2 separate regions of the Homo sapiens genome follow, and region 2 is linked to region 1. A link is an interaction called in ENCODE POLR2A ChIA-PET data of the cell type or tissue named here. Cell type or tissue: HepG2. All regions are shown on one strand. Each heading gives the region's core, and the rest is flanking DNA. Links, peaks and the distances in the headings are about the cores only.

Evidence for each region. Peaks named below come from ENCODE experiments on the same cell type or tissue, not always from the same donor. Only the 100,000 strongest peaks of a DNase experiment are listed, where the experiment ranks them.
Region 2: POLR2A ChIA-PET joins it to region 1 with 6 read pairs; 4 of 35 experiments call an interaction of 5 or more read pairs at or near these places.

The regions. Positions count from the first base shown.
Region 1 is chr11:126,155,103-126,166,447 of GRCh38, forward strand. No RefSeq gene overlaps it. Among named protein-coding and RNA genes, the nearest start is that of RPUSD4, 51 kb to the right of the region's middle. RefSeq lists enhancers at 4,792-5,436, 5,437-6,081. In HepG2, for the core only: no CTCF peak of the experiment used is centred there; DNase peaks (open chromatin) are centred at 3,139 and 8,509; H3K4me3 peaks cover 3,305 bases.
Region 2 is chr11:126,084,419-126,094,089 of GRCh38, forward strand. No RefSeq gene overlaps it. Among named protein-coding and RNA genes, the nearest start is that of CDON, 26 kb to the left of the region's middle. In HepG2, for the core only: no CTCF peak of the experiment used is centred there; DNase peaks (open chromatin) are centred at 4,713 and 7,643; H3K4me3 peaks cover 314 bases.

The DNA.
Region 1 (11,345 bases), core at 1,671-9,670:
AAAAGGGGGTAGAAGGGAAGACAGAAGGTCAGCATTTCAAGTGGCATAACCTCTGTGAGGCTTGGCAGGCCAGGGCAGGCACAGAAAGCCTTTTCCTTCTGGCCCGGCTGGGAAGGCGAGTTTGGGCTCTGCAGCTCTGTGGAGAGGGCGGTGATCGGGCAGAGGCACCGAGGGCTGATTCCTCGGGGTTGACCATTCTGTGTCTGGGAGTGATGGCCCTAACGTTAGGCCCAGCCTACTGCTGGCTAAGCTTATGACATGTGGCATCAAGAAGCCAGGTGGAGAATGGGAGGAAGGCAAGCTCTGTGTGCAGCAGAGAGGACAGGAAGTTCAAGGACACCTGTGATCTCAAGATGAGAGCAAGGACTGCGTAAATTTAGGGACATCCATCAGGGCCAGCGGTGTAGTAAGAGAACTCCCTAGCACAACCCAGCTGATCTCTCACGGTGGGTTCCATGATTGCCATCCCCATTTTACAGATGGAAAACTGAGGTTCAAAGATTCAGGACATTTCAGGGCTGCTTACTCGCCCACTCATGCACTCCCAAGCGTGGATGGAGAACTTACGTCTCGGGCCCTGGGCTGGGAACGGTGAAACTTGCAGATGTGAATGAGCCACAGCCTGTGTCCTCCACGGGCTTCAGAGCTAACAGGGGAAATGGCATCCGAACAAATAAAGAGAATGTAAAACACCACAGGGGAAAGAATTGGGAAAGAGGAATGAGCAGAACACACGGAAGAGGATAGGAGGGGTAAAGTCTGATCTGGTAGGAACAGGGGGCACTTCACAGAGGGGTGATATCTGAGGTGAGCCTTGAAGAAAAGAGAGATTTCTAACAAGTGAGCGAGGCCCGCAGGGGAAAGGCAGGCCCCACGGAGAGGGCCCGGGCGCTGCGGCTGCGTCTTCCCGCCTCCCCGCCCACAGCCACGCTCACAGCACACGGAGGCTGCGGGCTCGTGTCCAGCTCATGGAATAGTCGCTGAGACAAGGCACTTGGGCAAAAAGTACCCGGCTGAGGAAATTCCCCCAAACAGAGACACAGGACGTCCTAGTGGCCTTGGCCCCTATGTCCCCCGATCTCCATGTCTTTCTCCTCCGAGGAATCCCTCACGATTTAGCCCTTTGCCTGACTTTATTAGCCAAATACCTGGTTTCAAGTATTAAGAACACCTGAAAAACTTTATCCCCCAGTACATCTACTTTGTTATGTTTCCAACATTAAAATTTTAATTTTATTAATTTTTATAATTGGTTTCATATGATGCAGACATAAAACAAGAGTCAAAAGGACATATAAGGAAACCAGGCATGGTGGCTCACACCTGTAATCCCAGTACTTTGGGAGGCTGAGGCAGGCAGGTCACCTGAACTCAGGAGTTTAAGACCAGCCTCACCAACATGGTGAAACCCCACCTGTACTAAAAATACAAAAATTAGCGGGGCATGGTAGTAGGTGCCTGTAATCCCAACTACTCAGGAGGCTTAGGTGGAAGGATCACTGGAAGCCAGGAGAAGGAGGTTGCAGTGAGCCAAGGTCATGCCACTGCATTCCAGCCTGGGTGGCAGAGGGAGACTCCGTCTCAAAAAAAAAAAAAAAAAGGACATAAAGAAAAGTATTCCTCCCATCTCTGCCATGGGCCACTTAGCCCCTCTTCCTGTTCCCAAATATTCTCAATATTACCAGGGCCTTGAGTATTTTTTTCTGAGACTTTCTACTTGCATGTCCTTTTTAAAAAGAGAAATACCTTCATCCACTGAAATACATTTTCTGGGCTATTTTAGACCTTCCCTGCGGGGAGACAAGAAGGAACAGTACGTAATTCCTGGCCCATGTGGAAGAGCAAAATCCTCCTTAAGACTCTACACACAATTGCGCAACGTTCGTCCTCAGTAATCTAGCTCATCTTGTTTGCGTTATACGCATCCTCTCTTGCAATGCTCTCAGTAACCTATGGCCAGCGCTACTGTCATTATCCCCATTTCCCAGATATGGAAACTGAGGCTCAGAGAGGTTCAGAAACTTTCCTCTCTCACCAATCTAATAGGTGGCAGCATAAGGATTTGAACCCAGGCCTGTCACATTGCACATCTTTCATCTTTTTTTTTTTTTTCCTAAACGGAGTCTCACTCTGTTGCCTAGCAGCATGATCTTGACTCACTGCAACCTCTGCCTCCTGGGTTCAAGTGATCCTCCCACCTTAGCCTCCCAGGTAGCTGGGATTACAGGCGTGCACCACCACACCTGGCTAATTTTTATATTTTTGGTAGAGACAGGGTTTCACCATGTCAGTCAGGCTGATCTTGAACCCCTGGCCTTAAGTAATCTGCCTACCTCAGCCTCCCAAAGTGCAGGGATTACAGAGTGAGCCAGCGTGCCCAGCCCAGACTGCACATCTTTGAGTCTTAACCACTACACAACTGTTTCTAGAAAAAGGAAGTGGAAAGCACTTTGGATTTGGCAGAGCAAAAGCGAGAGAACCTGCACAGAGCAGAGCCTAAAATCCAGTCTCCCACTCAGATGTCCAGGGAGAAATCCACCTGCAGAGAACATCCCAAGTTTCTGCATGAGATTGTTCTCCCCCAGCTCAGGGTTTGCACTGCATTTGGAGCAGGGGAGAGAGCTATGCCAGGAAACAGAACCGCTGCACACAGAGAAATGTCTTCTGGGCAGCCTGAGTCAACAGGCCTCCCATGGGCAAACGCCACCAGAAGACCAGAGCTGGTTTTCAGGGAGGCTGCACTGAGAGACCCACCTTCCTGGACCTGATCCATCATAGCTGCCTTCCTATGGGCCCTGAAAAGATCTATGTAAACCCCCATACACAGCGCCACTTGGCACTAATGGCTTCAGGGTAGAAATGCCCTGGTCACTCCGAGGACCCAGGGCAGGGTTTTCCAGCAGCCTAGGAGGAGCCTCTGAGCAGAGAGGGTTCTAGGAAGAGCTTGGCCATCATGCCAGACAGAGATGATTGCACTAATAAGGAGAGAGGTGGCCGGCCAGAGCCCTCCTTTGGCCCCAAGCCTCCAGTTAATGAGACTTCACAGGGAGAAAGGGCCTCTCGGGTGAGGCGGGTGGAGCCACAGAGGCCACAGAACAGCTGGAGGCCAGCAGTCACTGAGGCTGTTTATTAGGAGACAAAGAAAGAACTTTGCTCCCTGCACTGAGGTCAAACTCAAGGTATCCCAGGGAAATGACAGGGGAATTGATGAAGTAAGGAGGCAGCCAGTTTGACAAGTTGTTGGCTGGCCCCTGCTCCAGCAGTGTGGTCTCAACCTGTGCCCCCCACCCCTCCAACAACCAAAGTCCTGGAAAGCACTCACCTTAGTGGAGCAAGATTCTCCCCAGCAAGCAGGCCAAGTCCCCAGGCTTCCAGGCCACTGGGTGGGCTTCTAGCAAATGATGCACACCCGACCACCAGGCAGGGAAGGGGAATGGAGAAGACAGTGGCAGCTATTTCCTGGGCTCCCACAGAAGTTCCAAACCACCTCCACGCACTTGCCAACCCACCTCCAGTTCAGACACATGCAGATTTTGCTCAGGGCTAGAATGTCCCTGAGGTAAGTAAACAGCCTTTGGTGACGGTTGTGGCGGTCTCTGCCTCTGGGGACAGGCAGCTGAGTCCCAGTTTTGAATGAGCAGGACTGCCCCCCACACCATCCCGACATCCTTGGATGTATAAGGAGGGAGGGGTGTGGAGCTTGCATAGGATAGAGTGGATTTTCTGGGAGTCTGAGTGGGAGGAAATTCAAGCACTGCATTGTGGGGCACAGGAGAGACAGACTGGGGGGAGACATGTGCATTTACATTATTTACAGAATGGAAATTCAGACACTTGAGTCACTTAAGTGGCAGGTTTCCATGAAAATTAGGTTTCTATTTTTTTAATAAAAGAAAGGAATATGTGTGTGAGAGCCTGTGTGTATGGTGTCTTGCACAAGTGAGTGTTTGTGTGAGTCTGTGTGTGGACAGCAACCCGCAAGAGTGTGTGGGTTTGAGACCGTCTGTGTATGGCATCTTGCATGAGTGTGTGTGTGTGTGTGTGTGTGTGTGTGTGTGTGCGCGCGCGCGCACCTGTGTATGGTGTCTTGTATAAGTGTTTTTGTATGGTATCTTGCATGAGTGTGCGAGAGACCGTCTGTGTATAGTGTCTTGCGTGAGTACATGACTGCGTGTGAGCGTGTGTGCATACAGTGTCTTGTATGACTGCATGTGTGTATGGTGTCTTGTATGACTGTGTGTGTATGGTGTCTTGTATGACTGTGTGTGTGTATGGTGTCTTATATGACTGTGTGTGTATGGTGTCTTGTATGACTGTGTATGGTGTCTTGCTTAGTGGGTGAGTGTGTGTGTGAGTGCAGGGAGTGGGGTAGGGCAGAAGACGGTGATAAGAAAGGCAGTATCTTCTTTGCCTGCATACTAAGTTCAACACATGCACCCATACCCATACAAAACCCAGGAATTTTCACCTTTAACAAGATAGAAACACAACTCAAGATGGACCTCTCTGGCCATGTCCCCCAGAGTGTAACTTCTCTTCCACATGGGGTCTGTTCTTCCTCCCTCCCCACAGCTTTTCAGCTGGGAAATTGATACCCACCTCCCATGAGCAGCCTTTCTAAGCGACCGGGAGCTCCCTGCACCCTCAGCCTGACCTTCCCGTGCTGAGCCTGGGCCCCTGGCCCCAGCGGGGCGGCCAAAGCTGCCGCCAGGGCCCATCCATCAGGCTCAGCACAGCCTCCCGCCCTCGCCTGCCCCCACCACATCCAGCCTGTAAGTCAGCAGGCCGCCGAGAGGGACCCCCAGGGCCTATCTGCCACCACTGCCCCCTCAGCACCCCCCTCGGCGTAACAGCTACTGGGCAGAGGAAAGTAATGATTCCTCCCCTCCCAGCCTCCTCCTTCTAAAGCTGACAGCCTCTCCCTCCTACCTGGTGACCTGCTGAGATCTGCTGAGACCAAAGCTGCAGGCCAAAGATAAAAAATGCCTGGCTATTGACTAAGACACAATAAAGGGCCAATTTGCATGTTATTTGCATACCAAGTTAATGTCAAAATGGAATGAGCCCCCGTACCGCTGCAGCTTTCCTCAGTGGCCCTTATCCTCAACCTTTCTCTGCAGGCCCTGCACGGGGCAGGGGTCTCTTTCAGGCCTGTTGATGGCAGGGGTCTGATCCCAGCTGGGCTGCGGCACATGGTAAGCCGCCCAGAGGGCACCTCTCCACTGTGTCCTCGGCGGCCCCTGCCTCGGCACACTTTCTCAGCACCCTGAGAAAGGCCAAATCCCATGCTGGCCTCTTGCCCCCGCCCACTGCGCCCCACGCCCCACCTGCTGTGTTTGTGCAGGGGTGGAGGGAACATAATGAGAGGCTGATGTTCCTGCAGCTGGGCTGTGTTTGGAGTCTGGTGGAGTGAGGGGAGGGCAGCAGGGCAGGTCGGGGCAGCAGGACGGAGGGCCAGGCAGGGCCGCAGAGCCTCAGGGCCCAGCAGTAACAGCTCACACATGATTTTTCTCCCCACAATGTTCTCCACTCCAAGCCTGTGGGCCCCCAAGTCGGAAGCTTCCAGGACTGTAACAAGCTTTAGTTTATACACAAACAGCTGCATTTTCCTACTACCGTTTACTGCAAGGGAGCCAGCGCAGCATCCTCTCAGCTTTGCTTGGCCTCAGCAGTGAGTTGAAGCTCGGCTTGGCCAGCCTGGGAGAGCAGGGACGGCAGGGCCTGTGGATGGGACGCATCACAGGTGGGTCCTGAGCTCTGGGGTCTGTGATTCAGTTTCTCCTCCCCCAGTTCCCCAGATTCCCTGTCCCCTTGGACTTCGGTGTGTACTTACTCCAGCATCCCTCATCTCACCCGCGTATAAATACAGAGAAGGAAAAGAGTTTCAGAACGGAGGCAGTCGTTTCAGAATGAGTTGGATCATTTGCCAGGTGAAAGGACCGCCCGTGATGTCCTATAGTGCCTTGGTGTGCCATCACCTCCAGGCAAGGGTGGCACACGGGAACTGTGCATGTCCCCTCCCCTTCCACACTTCACTGCAGCCAACCAAGGCTTTGCTTCCCGGTAGCCTCTCCCAAGGCCCAAGGCGGCCTGGCTGACAAAGGACAGATCACTGCCCCAAGGAAAGGGCATGGAGAACAGTGGCCCATGTGAGAGAGGGGTGTGTGGACAGAGGGGGCATCTGAGGACAGGAGGCGAACCCAGCTCTGATGTGGTAAGGGCTCTCACAGCCCTGCAGTCCCCACACCCAGTCACCCTGCAGCAACCAGGCGAGGAGGAGGAAGAAGGCTCCGTCCAAAGTGGGGCTAAGCTTGCCTCTTCTGACCTATAGCATCAGAGAATGGTGACCCTACCCATGCCGCCCCGCCGACCACAGTTAGGCCCCTTTGGAGCGGCGTGGGGTGGGGACCCAGCAGGGTTGGCAGCATCCGCTTCAGGGCTGCACGCTGAACAAAAGCAGGGCGAGCTGGAAGCAGATGCTGGCACCTAACAGAGCAAACAAGTCACTCCACCTCTCTGTGCTTCCGTTTCCCCCTGCCCTTTTTTTTTTAATACTTGAAGTTCTAGGGTACATGTGCACAATGTGCAGGTTTGTTACATGTGTATACATGTGCCATGTTGGTGTGCTGCACCCATTAACTCGTCATTTACATTAGGTATATCTCCTAATGCTATCCCTCCCCCTCCCCCCACCCCATGACAGGCCCTGGTGTGTGGTGTTCCCCATCCGGTGTCCAGGTGTTCTCATTGTTCAATTCCCACCTATGAGTGAGAACATGCGGTGTTTGGTTTTTTGTCCTTGCGATAGTTTGCTGAGAATGATGGTTTCCAGCTTCATCCATGTCCCTACAAAGGACATGAACTCATCTTTTTTTATGGCTGCATAGTATTCCATGGTGTATATGTGCCACATTTTCTTAATCCAGTCTATCACTGATGGACATTTGGGTTGGTTCCAAGTCTTTGCTGTTGTGAATAGTGCCGTAATAAACATACGTGTGCATGTGTCTTTATAGCAGCATGATTTATAATCCCTTGGGTATATACCCAGTAATGGGATTGCTGGGTCAAATGGTATTTCTAGTTCTAGATCCTTGAGGAATCGCCACACTGCCTTCCATAATGGTTGAACTAGTTTACACTCCCACCAACAGTGTAAAAGTGTTCCTATTTCTCCACATCCTCTCCAGCACCTGTTGTTTCCTGACTTTTTAATGATCGCCATTCTAACTGGTGTGAGATGGTATTTTCCCCTCTTACAATCAGGATAAAGAAACTCCTTCCTGTGGTTGTAGCAAGAGTGAAATGTGTAACCTATGTGAAGCACTTGGAATGGGCCAGGCACACAGCAGACACTCAATAACAGCAGCTGTTAGATCTCAGCAAGGCGGGGCAAGGAGCATGAGAGGGCGGCTGGGGAGAAGGGAAAGGAAGGCTTGAGGCAGACACTGGCCTTGCTGCCTCCATCTGCACACTGTGAGTGACCTGCCAGGTGCAGCGGCTGTGATCACCTCCAGGAATCTCCTGGCCCTCTTCTCAATCTTCCTTTAGAAAAACAGCCAGAGGAATCAAATCTCCTCTCTCCACTGGGGTCCTTCAGCCCCGGCTGCCCACCCCCTTGATTCTGCTGTCCAGCCCCTAAGGAGAAGGTATGGATTTTGGAGGCAAACAAACCTGGGTTGAATTCCCTATTCGGCCTGGAGTGGGCTGTGTGGACTTGAGCAGGTCTTCACACCTGGCAGGAACGCGACCACCGCCGGAGAGCCATCAGGCCCTTGGGACGATCGGGGTGCCCTCCCCACAAATCCCCAGCTCTGTGTGACCCAGGACAAGTGGCCCAGCCTCACACAGGCAGATTCTGCTCAGATCAAAAGCAATCACGAGCACAGGGCCTCAGGGCGATGGGCAAGACATGGGACCCCAGGATTGCTACAGTGTTCACTCGGAGGAAGCAGGAGCCTGGCTAATTCCCCGCTCACTGGCAGACTTTTCCAGGGGCGGCACGGCCAAGAAACTTCAGGTCCCTGCCACGAGGAGTGCGGGGGAGCGCGGAGCAGCTCACAGGAATGGCATCTTATGCCTTCCAGAAAGAGTGAGATTGATGGCACTTTTCAGGCCTCAATGAATCACACTCCCATGTGACCGCCTTAGCCTCCTGGCAGCAGATGTACTCAGCAGTCACTGTCCTCAACAACAGCACGTTTCTCACACACCCAGATGCACACGCATTGGCCGAGGGTCTTCCCAGGAGGCACTCATGACCCAGCACCCGCGGCTTGAAGTGCACGTATGCAAACCGGCACAGCCCGTGCCTATGTCAGGCATAGCTGCGGCCAGCTGCAGCTCCTGAGACCCAGGCTGGGGCCCCAGGGCACAGAATGCCCAGCGGACCGCAGCTCGGACAAGTTCCCGGCCCCTCTGCCCTAACCCCTTCCCTGCAGAGAGAGTAGGCAGAGGGAGGGGCAGCCTGAGGGAGAAAACAAACTTCAGACTCATTATCCCCAGGCCCAATCTCTGCTCTCAGCACAAATAAAGGTCTCTAATCCGGAGTGAAAAGCAAACACAGCTCCCCTCTTCTCCCCCTGTCTCCTCCCATCAGGCTCGGGGCCCTGGCTCCTGTTTTCAATACAAATATTCAATTAAACTTTCCTAGAGGGTCCAGTAATTGGGTCCCAAAGGCAAAGGTTCCCATAGACAGAGTGAGACCCCGAGACAGTGAGACCCAAGAGGGGCAGACGTACCCGGCGACAGAGAGCAACAGGCAGACCGGGAGACCAGGCAGAGAATGGGAGGCCCCAGAGGGAGGGGTCTCAGATTTGCCCGGTAATCAGGAAACCCTTTCCTAGAGCTCTGTGCCCTCAAACTCTAGCTTCCTCTGAACTGCCCTGAGAGAGGAAATGAATCTTCAAGAACAGACCACAGGGCCCCAGGTGCGGTGGCTCACACCTGTAATCCCAATGCTGTGGGAGGCCGAGGTGGGCAGATCACCTGAGGTCAGGAGTTTGAGACCAGTCTGGGCAACATGGCGGAACTCTGTCTCTACAGAAAATTCAAAATGTAGCCAGGTGTGGCTACTCAGGAGGCCGAGGCAGGAGAATTGCTTGATCCTGGGGGATGGAGGTTGCAGTGAGCCAAGATCGCACCACTGCACTCTAGTCTGGGTGCCAGAGCAAGACTCCGTCTCAAAAATAAAATAAATAAATAAATAAAATAGACCAAGGGCCTGCAGCGATGTGCTTGTCCCCGTCACAGCCATCTTCTTCATCAGCAGCTCTTGTTCCATCAGCCCTGAGCCCTTCCAGGGCCAACAGCCTCTCCTAGCATTTACCACATTTAAATCAAAACACTATAGTCCAGCCCAGCACCAAATCCTTTTAAGACCTCTCCACCTTTGATCTGAATTGCTACTACTATAATCACTCCTTTTCCTGCAGTTGCTTAAATGGAATGGCCTCAAAAGCAGAAAAATTTTTCTACTCCTATGAAAAAACTGAGACCTGGAGAGGAGGAAAATCTGGCCCAAGGTCACCCTGCAAGTTAGCGCCTGAGCATGACCAGACCCCAAGGCTTCTGGTGCCCCGTAGATTATTTTTACCTGGTTACTGTCAGTCAAGCCTGGAGAGGGGATGTCTGAGTTCCAGCTCTAGCCCCATGACTGGTCAGCTGTAACACAAGGGAAAGAAACTCCATCCTCAGCAACTTCCACGGATCCATTTCCTTAATCAGAAACTTTCTCCTGCAAGCCCTGAGGACGCTTAAACACCTAAGACACCAGGATTCAATAAATTAAGAAATGGTCGGCTACAGTGGCTCACACCTGTAATCCCAGCACTTCGGGAGGCCAAGGTGGGAGGATCACTCAGAGCCAGGAGTTTGAGACCAGCCTAGGCAACACAGGGAGACCTGGCCTCTACAAACAAACAAACGAACAAAATAGCCAGATATGCCCTGTAGTCCCAGCTGCTTGGGAGGATCACTTGAGCCCAGGAGTTTGAGGCTGCAATGAGCTATGATCCATGCCACTGCACTCCAGCCTGGGTGACAGAATGAGACCCTGTCACGCCTCTTCGACCCCGCAAAAAAAAAAAAAAAAAAAAAAAGTAAGGAGACTGGATACAAGGTGACTTTTAAAACACAGGGAGGAAGTGAGGTTAGTAATTCATGCTCCCTTCTCTTCCTTTCCCTCCTTCCCTTGGTTCCATCTTAACAAGTCAAGTTACAAGCCAGGCTGGGGGGTGGAGTAGGGGACTAAAGAAGGAGCCCAGCTGGCCCTCCTAATTAAAAACCCTAAAGCTCTCTCGACAGATCTGCCTGACAGTGTGGGATTGACTCCCTTAGCCCAGCACGGGCTGCACCTGGAGGTCTCTGCTCATGACCTCTAGATGAAGGACAAGGTTGACTGGAAAAGGAAGAAGTGAGAGGAGGGGCGGGAGCCCCATCATCAGAGCAGGAGACAGACTCCTGGGCAGCTGGCTGGAGCTGGCGTGGGATCAACACCCTGGGATGGGGCCCCAGAGGGAACGGATGGGCCTGGGTGTTGGGGCCTCCGCTGAAGGGAGGTAACAGATTGATTTCAACTGGACTTTGCCTGGATTTCCTCGTCTCGTAACCCGCACTGGTTGGATGGACGGCTGTCTGGGGCCTCTTCGAAACCCAGTTTATCAAACCTTCCCCAAAATGTTAGGTCAGCATCTCAGGACCCAGTGACCCCAAATTTCAGAAAAACTTGAGGGTTACCATTCAGCCCAAACATGCTCATTCATGGTAACCCAAGCAGGCTGGAGGCCTCCGGGCAGGCAGGGCACAGGCTGCCCCCGACCAGAGCAAAAAGTCAGCGCGTGCAGTCGGCTGGGGGAGAGGGAGAGCAGTCTGGGAGATGCTCCTCATGGCAGGGAGCCCGGGAGGCAAGAGCCGAGCCAGGAGCTTCCAAGGGAGTCTGGCTTTGGGATTTACGAGTCTCTTGTTTCCATTCAGAAGGACTCTAGGCCTCAAGTGCTCTGGAGAGGATCGTTCCATGGAGCCAAGACACCAGGCGGAAGGGAAGCTGCTTCCTCACCAGGCACCATCCTGTCCTCTCTGAGGCCAGATTCGGGGCTCACTAACTCCTTTGTTGCAGGCCAGGGCTTAGAACTTCCCTTTCTATGATTTAGGGCAAAGGATGTGCAGGAGAGGGGAAGGCCATGTTTCCTTGGTCTTGAACTCAAGGAGGAGCGTCAAGTCCTTGAAAAGTATCAGTGAAGGCAGGAAGTGCCATGATTCTCATGCCGTCTGACTTCAGATTGGAAGTCACTATGCGTAACCTTAGTATCTTTCCAGGATCACTTTTCTCAGTTGTCCAGAAATCT
Region 2 (9,671 bases), core at 1,672-9,671, 71 kb before region 1:
AGGCTGCCAGCTTTCACCTCTTTAGTTCTGGCCTTGGCAGTAATGAGGTGAAGGGCCGGGACTTTTAACTGGCTAGGTCAAAAAGGTTTCCTTATTAGACAAACAGTGCGGGCTGGGGGTGGGGGGTGCATTGGTGTCTAAGCTTAGAACCGATAGCTTCCAGAAAAAGAGGCAGAGCCAGAGGTCTGTCTCCTCACACACCTGCCTCTCCTGCCGAGCCAGCCCCTGGATCTTCACCTCTGTCCCAGCCTGCTCCTGCCCATCCGCACCAGGCTTGAGGAGGGGACTTGAGGAGGTGTCAAGAGGGCCAGAAGAGGGCCCAGCGAGCTATGGAGTGACACAGAGTGGGCTGGGGAGGAAACTGCCCTGAGGCTGCTTCTTTTTTTTTTGAGACAGAGTCTCATTCTGTTGCCCGGCTGGAGTGCAGTGGCATGATCTTGGCTCACAGCAACCTCTGCCTCCTGGGTTCAAGTGATTCTCCTGCCTTAGCCTCCTGAGTAGCTGGGACTACAGGCACACGCCACCACGCCCAGCTAATTTTTGTGTTTTTAGTAGAGACAGGGTTTCCCCATGTTAGCCAGGATGGTCTCGAACTCCTGACCTTGTGATCCGCCCACCTCGGCCTTCCAAAGTGCTGGGATTACAGGCGTGAGTCACCGTGCCCAGCCGAGGCTGCTTCTTGACCTATAGGTCAGCGCCTGTGATAAGGCAAACTTGGGGAGAACAGCCCTGTCCGGTGGGTAGACAGCCTGCAGCAGTGAGCGCCCCCTTTCCTGGGTGGCGGCAGAACAGCTCCGTGCGCAGCTGCTGTCCCCAGCACTGCCCTGGCATCAAAGGCCCACACCCTGCTTGTGTCTCTAAAGCTGTTTGTCAACCAGTGCTCTACAAAGACCTCAAGTTTAGAAGCTGGTGCCTGGGGGACCAAAAGACAGGGTGTAGGGGGTGTAGCGGAAGAGGATTCCCAAGCTGAGTGAAAGGATTTCCTATCCCCTCACTCACACATCTCAACCAGAACAGCTTCTTTTTATTGACTTGCCATATCTTCCATGTAAGATTTCATCCAAGGAGACAATTACAGAAACCAGAGAGTTGAAAAAGCACTGTCCTACAAGGTGAGAAGGTGCTCTGGAGGGGAGACTCATACTTCTCTAGTTTCATAACAATATCTTTGCACAGTTAGCATCCAAATATAATTCATTAAAGAAGTGCTTCTTAAACACCTTATTCACATGGCCACTAGTTCCACAGAGTATTGGCGGCTTGCAAAGAGATGCATGCACTAAAGCAGGAGTAAGTCCAAATAAGAATGAATAACTAGGATCACAGAAAATATACACGAAATGAAATCAAGACTAGGGAAGAGAAACACACATACACGGGGGATAAAGTCCTGCATATTTGCTGTTATTGGACTCCAGATTGGCTTCTGAGCTTCCCTGAAGGCAAATCTGGAGAGGAAAAGAGAGAGGAAAAAAAGGAGACAGACAGACAGATGTCTGGAATCTAATTCTCTTTACCAGAATGAAGGAAATATACCAGCGTGTCAGGCTAAGCAAAATTTTTTCCAGCTGTAAGTTTTAGAAGAAATTTCTCACAATGAAATTCGTATAGGCAGTGCTGAGTAACAGGATTGGCAATGTCTTTAGTTGACACCCTACAGTAATAAGACTCCGTTGATGAGGGTACAAGATAAAATGGCCCAAAAGAATGGTCTTGTATCACTTTAGTTTGATCTAAGCATAACCCATCCATTTTAGTTTGGGTTCCCCTAGAAGCAGACCTGGAGAAAGGGATTCAAATACAAGTCATTTGTTTGATCCCAGTAAACACTAGTAGGAGAGTGGGCAAGTGAGACAGGAAAGGAAAAAAGGCCCCCAAAAAGGTGTGTTACCAAGCTAGTTCCTACTAAGGGAATTAAAGCTCATCCCCACTGAGGAATTCTGGGAGTGTTGAACAGCCTCTGAATCATCCTACCTGAGGCGGGGAGGGAGCTGGGGCATATATACCAACTCCCATCAATCAATGGTTGAGGGCTGCTCTAGGAGCATGAATTCCCCGGTGTGTCTGGTTTACCACATATGTGGGCAAAGCAGGCTGCAGCAGGCAAAGAAAGGCCTCAGGCAAGTGATATAGAAGCTGGCAGTCGGAATGTCAGCCAGCATGCCCCGAAATGGTACAGGCCAAGGAGGTGCCGACAGGATGCTGACAGCATCACATCAGCTTGGGGACCCATGGTGACACCCTAGCAGGAGCAGCCCCAGGACACAGAGGTTGCAGCGAGCCAAGATCGCGCCACCACACTCCAGCCTGGGCGACAGAGTGAGCCTCCATCTAAAAAAAAAAAAAGAAAAAGAATGACATTCTGGTTTAGAGTTTTTATAATACTTTTATAATTTAAAAATTTGGAAAATGTTTATAACGACATTTCTGCCAGGAAATACTTCCTGTGGACTTTGATTTTCATGGCAGTATCAAAATGCGTGTTTTATATGTACATCAGCAACTAGGGATCTATACTCTTCATATGTGGTCCACTTCCTGGCCCCTTTGTCAAGGCCAACGAGAGGTGAGGAAAAAACCTCAATCTGGCCGGGTGCAGTGGCTCATGCCTGTAATCCCAGCACTTTGGGAGGCCGAGGCGGGCAGATCACTTGAGGTTAGGAGTTCGAGATCAGCCTAGCCAACATGAAGAAACCCCGTCTCTACTAAAAATAGAAAAATTAGCCGGGCGTGGTGGTGCATGCCTGTAATCCCAGCTACTCGAGAGGCTGAGGCAGGAGAATCACTTGAACCTGGGAGGCAGAGGTTGCGGTGAGCCGAGATTGCACCAATGCACTCCAGCCTGGGCAACAAGAGCAAAACTCTGTCTCAAAAAAAAGAAAAACAAACAAAAAACAAAACAAAAAAACCCCCTCAATCTTCTATTGGTTTAGACAGATTCGTTCACAACCACAGATAGTAAATCAATGATCAATAATGGAGTGGCTGAGCTTGAAAACTCCAATTGCTCCCCATGTAAAAATATCGACCTGGGGAAAAAAATGGGTTAAAAGAGAGCGTGCGCAATTTTATTAAATACAAATTACTTCACTTTATTCCTGTAACAGAAAGAATATTCCATATCATTAAATGCTGCCCCTAAAAGGTGAGTAAGAAGAAAGCAAAAAGAAGTTGGAGGGTCTTCCTCCAGTTAGAGTAGAGTTTCTGAGCGTTGGACTGTTATCGAGGCGCTGAACCTTGCACTGGCTGTTGTCCGGTTTCTCTCCAAAACCTGGTTGAGACCACCGGTATTTGAAAAAGTTGGGGTAAGGGGCATTCTGGTCACTGATACTATGAACCTAACCCAAGTATGAAGCCTAAGGTATTCTGCTTTAATGGGAAGGGTATGAGCCTTATAACCTCCACCTTCTGGCTGTGTGGCCTTAGCAAAATCATTTAACCTTTCTGTTCTGTCATTTGTTAAAAGAAGATAGTAACAACTTCCTTACAGGCTGTTAGGAGAGTTAGAGATAATGCATGCAAAATGCTGGCCCTGTTTCTGATATGTAGTAAAGGCACAGTAAAAGAAACTATGATTATCTAGTAAGACCCATCTCTACAAAAAATAAAAATAAAAAAATAGCTGGTCATGGTGGTGCATGCCTGTAGTCAGCCACAGCTACTCGAGAGGCTGAGGTGGGAGGATCGCTTGAGCCCAGGAGTTCAAGGCTGCAGAGAGCTATGGTCACACCACTGCACTCCAGCCTAGGAGACAAAGTGAGATCCTGTCAAAAAAAAAAGGAAGATGAAGAAACTGATTTTCATCACCAAATGAGGAGTTCTTTAAATGGAGATGGGATACATCTTCTGTTTGACATGACATAGGAGTATAATCAGGGGACCTTGGGTTCAGATATCTAATCATGCTCAAAAAGACTTAAAGTTATAAATCAATCTAGCAATTCAAGAGTACATTTACAATTAACTTTCCTCAAAGAGCCATCAGAGCATTGCTCCAAGCTAGATATTCTAAGAGAACATTTTTGAGATCTTTCTATGGCTGTGTATGGTCGTTGGCTGGCAACATTCCCCTCTGAACATCAAGGCCCAAGTAATTTGGATCATTCTTTATGGCCAAGCTTTTCAAATAAAGTTTCTATATCCTGAGGGAAACATCCAATATGCCACAGGGTGTGTGAAGCCACAGGATAAAAATGGCTCTTAAGAAAGAGGATCCTTTTGGTTAAAGACCTTTAGGGAAAACTTTAAGTAATTTAACAAGTAATTTATCAGAAGTATATTATAGATTATAAAAATATTTTAAGATGAAATGTGAGAATTTGAAGGAATTTCATGCTCATGGCCAGCGACATCCGGCGTGAGTCTCAGGCTCTTGGGGCTGAGCAGAAGGTTCTCATTATTGGAGGGCAATTGATCCCGGAAAATGGCCACTTACAGTGAATCCACTAAAAACGGGAACCAAATATTTCATAGTAAATAATAGCGAGAAAAGTGTCTATTAGAATTTTATATTGCAAATTAAACCCCCAAAAATATGTAAAGCAAGCTGCTTACGGCAAAGAACCCCACCCTTCCTCAAATGACTTAGATTAAGACTTTACCTATGACAAGGCCAGTCACAGACCCTCCAGAGTCCCTTGCTCTGCCTCATCAATGATTAGCTAAGCTGCTTGTCTCCACGGATCAATTGGGACAAAATGCTTGTAACCAAACTTCATTGAAGAGTTTCTTTTTCAAGGCCCCTGGACTTTGGGCACCCTCAGCCTGAGCCAGCAAACAGCCCTTCCTGACAAGAGGCAGGCCTCTGGGTCAAACAGCCCCTGCCTCACTGCCTGACCCTGCTGCCCCATCACCCACCCCCTTCCCCACACCTGCTTCTTTCTAGCCTTGTTTACTCTTCCCTAGAAAGGAAAAAAATTCCTGTCTGCCTTATTCCTAAGAAGCTTTCAGAAGGATGGTCAGGGCCTTCTCCCTATTGCAATAGTCCCTTCCCCTCCCCCAGCCTTGCAATAATTCTCTTTGGATAAAAGTCTACTCTTACCAAGTCTGGATTTGTTTTTTATTCGACAAGAGTATAATTTATCATATAAAGAGTAGTTTTATATATAACTTGTATGTAGACTCTATTATATATAGTTATATATTTATTGTGTATTTGTTATATGTCTACTCTTTCAAATAGTAGTTATATATTTATATACTATGTTACATATTTTTAATATATAAGCAATTTTTTTTGAGAGATGATCTCCCTCTGTCACCCAGGCTGGAGGGTAGTGGCAATCGTAGCTTGCTGCAGCCTCTAATTCCTGGGCTCAATTGATCCGCCTGCTTCAGCCTTCTAAGTAGCTGGAACTACATGTGTGTGCCACCACGCCCAACTAATTTTTCTAATTTTTTGTAAAGACAGAGTCTCACTATGTTCCCTAGGTTGGTCTTGAATTCCTGGCCTCAAGCAGTACTCTTGTCTCGGCCTCCCAAAGTGCTGGGATTACAGGTGTGAGCCACCACGCCCAGCCTAAAGCTACTCTTTATGTGGTAAATTATATGTGTGTGTATAAATTCATTCAAGTTTCATGATAACCATATAATAAAGTCCATATTCTTGTTTTAGCTTTAATTTAAAAATAAGAAAGCAGTCTCAAGAAACACTTGCCCAATAGGTGAAGTAGGGATCTGAAACCAGATCTTCTGTCTTTAAATCCTGGCTTACTCTTGCTACACAATCACTGATTTTTTTTTTTTTTTTAGACAGAGTCTTGCTCTGTTGCCCAGGCTGGGGTGCAATGATGCGATCTTGGCTTACTGCAACCTCTGCCTCCTGGGTTCAAGAGATTCTCCCTACCTCAGCCTCCCGAGTAGCTGGGATTACCGGCACCTGCCACCACACCTGGCTAATTTTTTTTTGTATTTTTGTACAGACAGGGTTTCACCATGTTGGCCAGGCTGGTCTCAAACTTCTGACCTCAGATGATCCACCCGCCTCCGCCTCCCAAAGTGCTGGGATTACAGATGTGAGCCACCGTGCCTGGCCTCACTAATCTTTTCTGAAAGTGGACAAGACGCAAACACTAAGCTTCACACCATAAGGGAGAGTGCTTGCCTCTGGCCTTTCCCGTCTCTCAGGCCTGCCCTGATGTGCTTACTCACATGCACTGTGACGGTTGTTTTTGTTTGTTTGTTGCCCCAGTGTATGCAGCTGTGCTGGTAATTAAGAACATTCTGTGGTTACGATGGAGGACAATCCCATGTGACGCCTTTAGCACAGAGACCAGCATGGAGTCAACCCTCCATGCATACTAGTGTCAACACTGGGCACCATGCTGGATGTGTTATTGAAGTCACATTTGGCCTAGTTCCAAGTGGATGTGAGGTTTGACTTAGTTACTGCACTGGATCTCCCAACAGTTTAATGAGCCAGGTGGAAGTGAGGAACCAAGACCTGAGTGTTTATCCTTTGGTAGATTGGTCTGTGTTTCCAATAACCAGTAGTGACATGTGGTTACCACATATTAGAGACAAAAAGAATCCTGCAAGTTATGTACTATTATATTCATTTTTGCAGAAGAAAATAATAGAAATTAAATAATTTGCCCAACATACAGGAGAGCTCAGTCTACTAGACTCTTAGGCTCTCCCTCTTTTTTTCCTCCTCCTCCTCCTGTTCCTCCTTGTATCTTTTATCACATTCTCTTAATCAGAAATTTTCAAGCACATAGTTTAAAGACACCAAGAGTTCTGCAAGACTTGATAAGAAACGCAACAGCCCCCTCCATCACTCCCCCTCTCCCCACCAATTCTTGCTCCTCAGGAGTAACCTTCTCAACCCTTTCTTTTCTTTTCTTTTCTTTTCTTTTCTTTTCTTTTCTTTTCTTTTATGAGACAGAGTCTCCCTCTGTTGCTCAGGCTGTAGTGCAGTGACACGATCTCAGCTCACAGCAACCCGCCTCCCAAGTTCAAGTGATTCTCGTGCCTCAGCCTCCCAAGTAGCACGCGCCACCCCACCCGGCTGATTTTTTTTGTATTTTTAGTAGAGACGGGGTTTCACCATGTTGGCCAGGCTGGTCTTGAACTCCTGACCTCAAGTGATCCACTCACCTCAGCCTCCCAAAGTGCTAGGATTACAGGCGTGAGCCACCAGGCCCAGCCTTTTCTCAACTCTTTTGAACGGATTCTTTACTTTCTTTGCTAAATAGCAAGCTTATATCGCTACTGCTTAATTTTCCAATGTTAACCATTTCCTAGATTTTTCTTAAGTTAGGCCTTTGTCTATTTCTCGTTAGGAAAAGGGAGGATTTCAGGCCCGGCGCGGTGGCTCACGCCTGTAATCGCAGCACTTTGGGAGGCCGAGGGGGGCGGATCACGAGGTCAGGAGATCGAGACCATCCTGGCTAACACGGTGAAACCCCATCTCTACTAAAAATACAAAAAATTAGCCAGGCATGGTGGCGGGCGCCTGTAGTCCCAGCTACTGGGGAGGCTGAGGCAGGAGAATGGCGTGAGCCCAGGAGGTGGAGCTTGCAGTGAGCCGAGATTGCGCCACTGCACTCCAGCCTGGGCGACAGAGGGAGACCATCTCAAAAAAAAAAAAGGAAAGGGGAGGATTTCTTTCTCTCTCCGTTGCCAAAACATCCCGTTGCCACACACTGACGCACGCAGCTCCCGCCCCCACTCAGCTGGCCATTTCCCGAGTATAATTAGATCGTAATTTTCATTAGATCAACATTCAATATTTACTTTATCATGAATACATAAACGCTACCCACAGCCAAGTCGTGAGTGTACAATGATTATTTTCCCTCTGCGAAATTTTCCTCCTAGAGTTAAAAATCGTTTGGTTTTGTTTGTTTAGTTTTCTGTATATTTATTGCTGGTGTATTCCCAAACTCTCCCCAGATTGAGTAATCTCGTTTCAATTCCCTCAAATATTGAGATGACTTAGTCTATCTGCCTCGTTTTCTCCAGGAGATCATCCCTGGATCTTCTGGCTGGGCCAGTCTGCACTGGTTGTTCCCAGGGTCTGTTACAAAGCTGGTGGCTTGAGATCTCCCTTTACTATGTTATTGGAGCTTCCCGTTCCCTTGTTTCGGGGTCCTCTTTGTGCTGGGTGACATGTCTTCCTTCTTGGTGGAGCATATCCTTTGCAGTGGAATCCTGAGACAGTGCATGACAGACAAAATATGGACACATGGCACATATCTGAAAATGTCTCCATTCTGCCCTCACATTTGATTGGGAGTTTAGGTGAGTAGAAAATTCTACCTCGGAAGTAGCTGGCCTTTCTCCATTGTCTTCTAGCTTCCAGTGCTATTCTGATTCCTTGGTATGAAACTTGTTTATTTTCTCCGGAACCTTGTAGGATCCTCTCTTTGTTGCTAATATGCTGAAATGTCATAATTTACTTTCTTTGGGTGTTGGTTTTCTTCATTGATTATTCTGGGCACTTAATGGGCTCTTTCATTCTGGAAACTCACGTCTAAGACTAGGAAAATGTTCATGAATTATACCTTTGATCAGTTGATTTTTTAGATATATTTTTTAAAAATAGAGACAGGGTCTCACTATGTTGCCCAGGCTGGTCTCAAACTCCTGGACTCAAGTAATCCTCCCCTCTTGGCCTCCCAAAGTGCTGGGATTACAGGTATGAGCCACTTTGCTTGGCTGATTGATTGAATTGTATTTATTTTTATTTTTTTAGAGATGAAGTCTCACTCTGTCACTAAGGCTAGGGTGCAGTGGCATGATCATAGCTCACAGCAGCCTCAAACTCCTAGGCTCAAGCGATCCTCCTTCCTCATCCTCCCAAGTAGCTAGGACACCAGGCATCCATCACCATGCCTAGATAATTTATTTTTTATTTTTTTAGAGATGGGGTCTTGCTATATTAAGCAGGCTGATCTCGAACTCCTGGCCTCAAGTGATCCTCCCACCTTGGCCTCCTAAAGTGCTGGGATTCCAGGTGTGAGCTGCCATGTTCAGCCTAATTTACTTTTTTAACCTCTATTTTCTCTATTATCTCTTTTTGGAATTCCTGTAATTTGAATATTTTCTTGAATGCATCTTATAATTCTCTTTTTTCTTCTCTCCTAACTCTTACCTCTACTTTCTGATTAATTTCCTCCACTTATTTTTCAATCATCTATTGATTGTTAAAACTTTATCCTATCATATTTAGTTTCCAAGAGTTCTTTTTTGTTCCCCAGTAATTCCATTCTTTTTTTTTGAGACAGGGTCTCACTCTGCTGCCCAGGCTGGAGTCCAGTGGTATGATCACAGCCCACTGCAGCCTCAACCTCCCGGGCTCAAGAAATCCTCCTGCTTCAGCCCTCCAAGTAACTGGGACTACAGGCACGCAGCACCATGTCCAGCTAATTTTTGTATTTTTTCATAGCGATGGGTCTTCACCATGTTGCCCAGGCTGGTCTCAAAATTCTGGGCTCAAGTGATCCATCTTGGCTTCCCAAAGTGCTTTGATTATAAGTGTGAGCCACCATGCCTGGCCAATATTTTTTTTATTAGCGTCCCATTCTTGATTTTGTAGATGCAATATTACAACTTTCTAAGTACATAAGAGTTTTCTTCCCCATGCATAGTCTTTGTTTTCTCCAAGATTTGTTGTCTTCTGTTTGTTTGTTCGGCCTTTTGCTGGTAGAAGCTTTTTTCAAACGCCT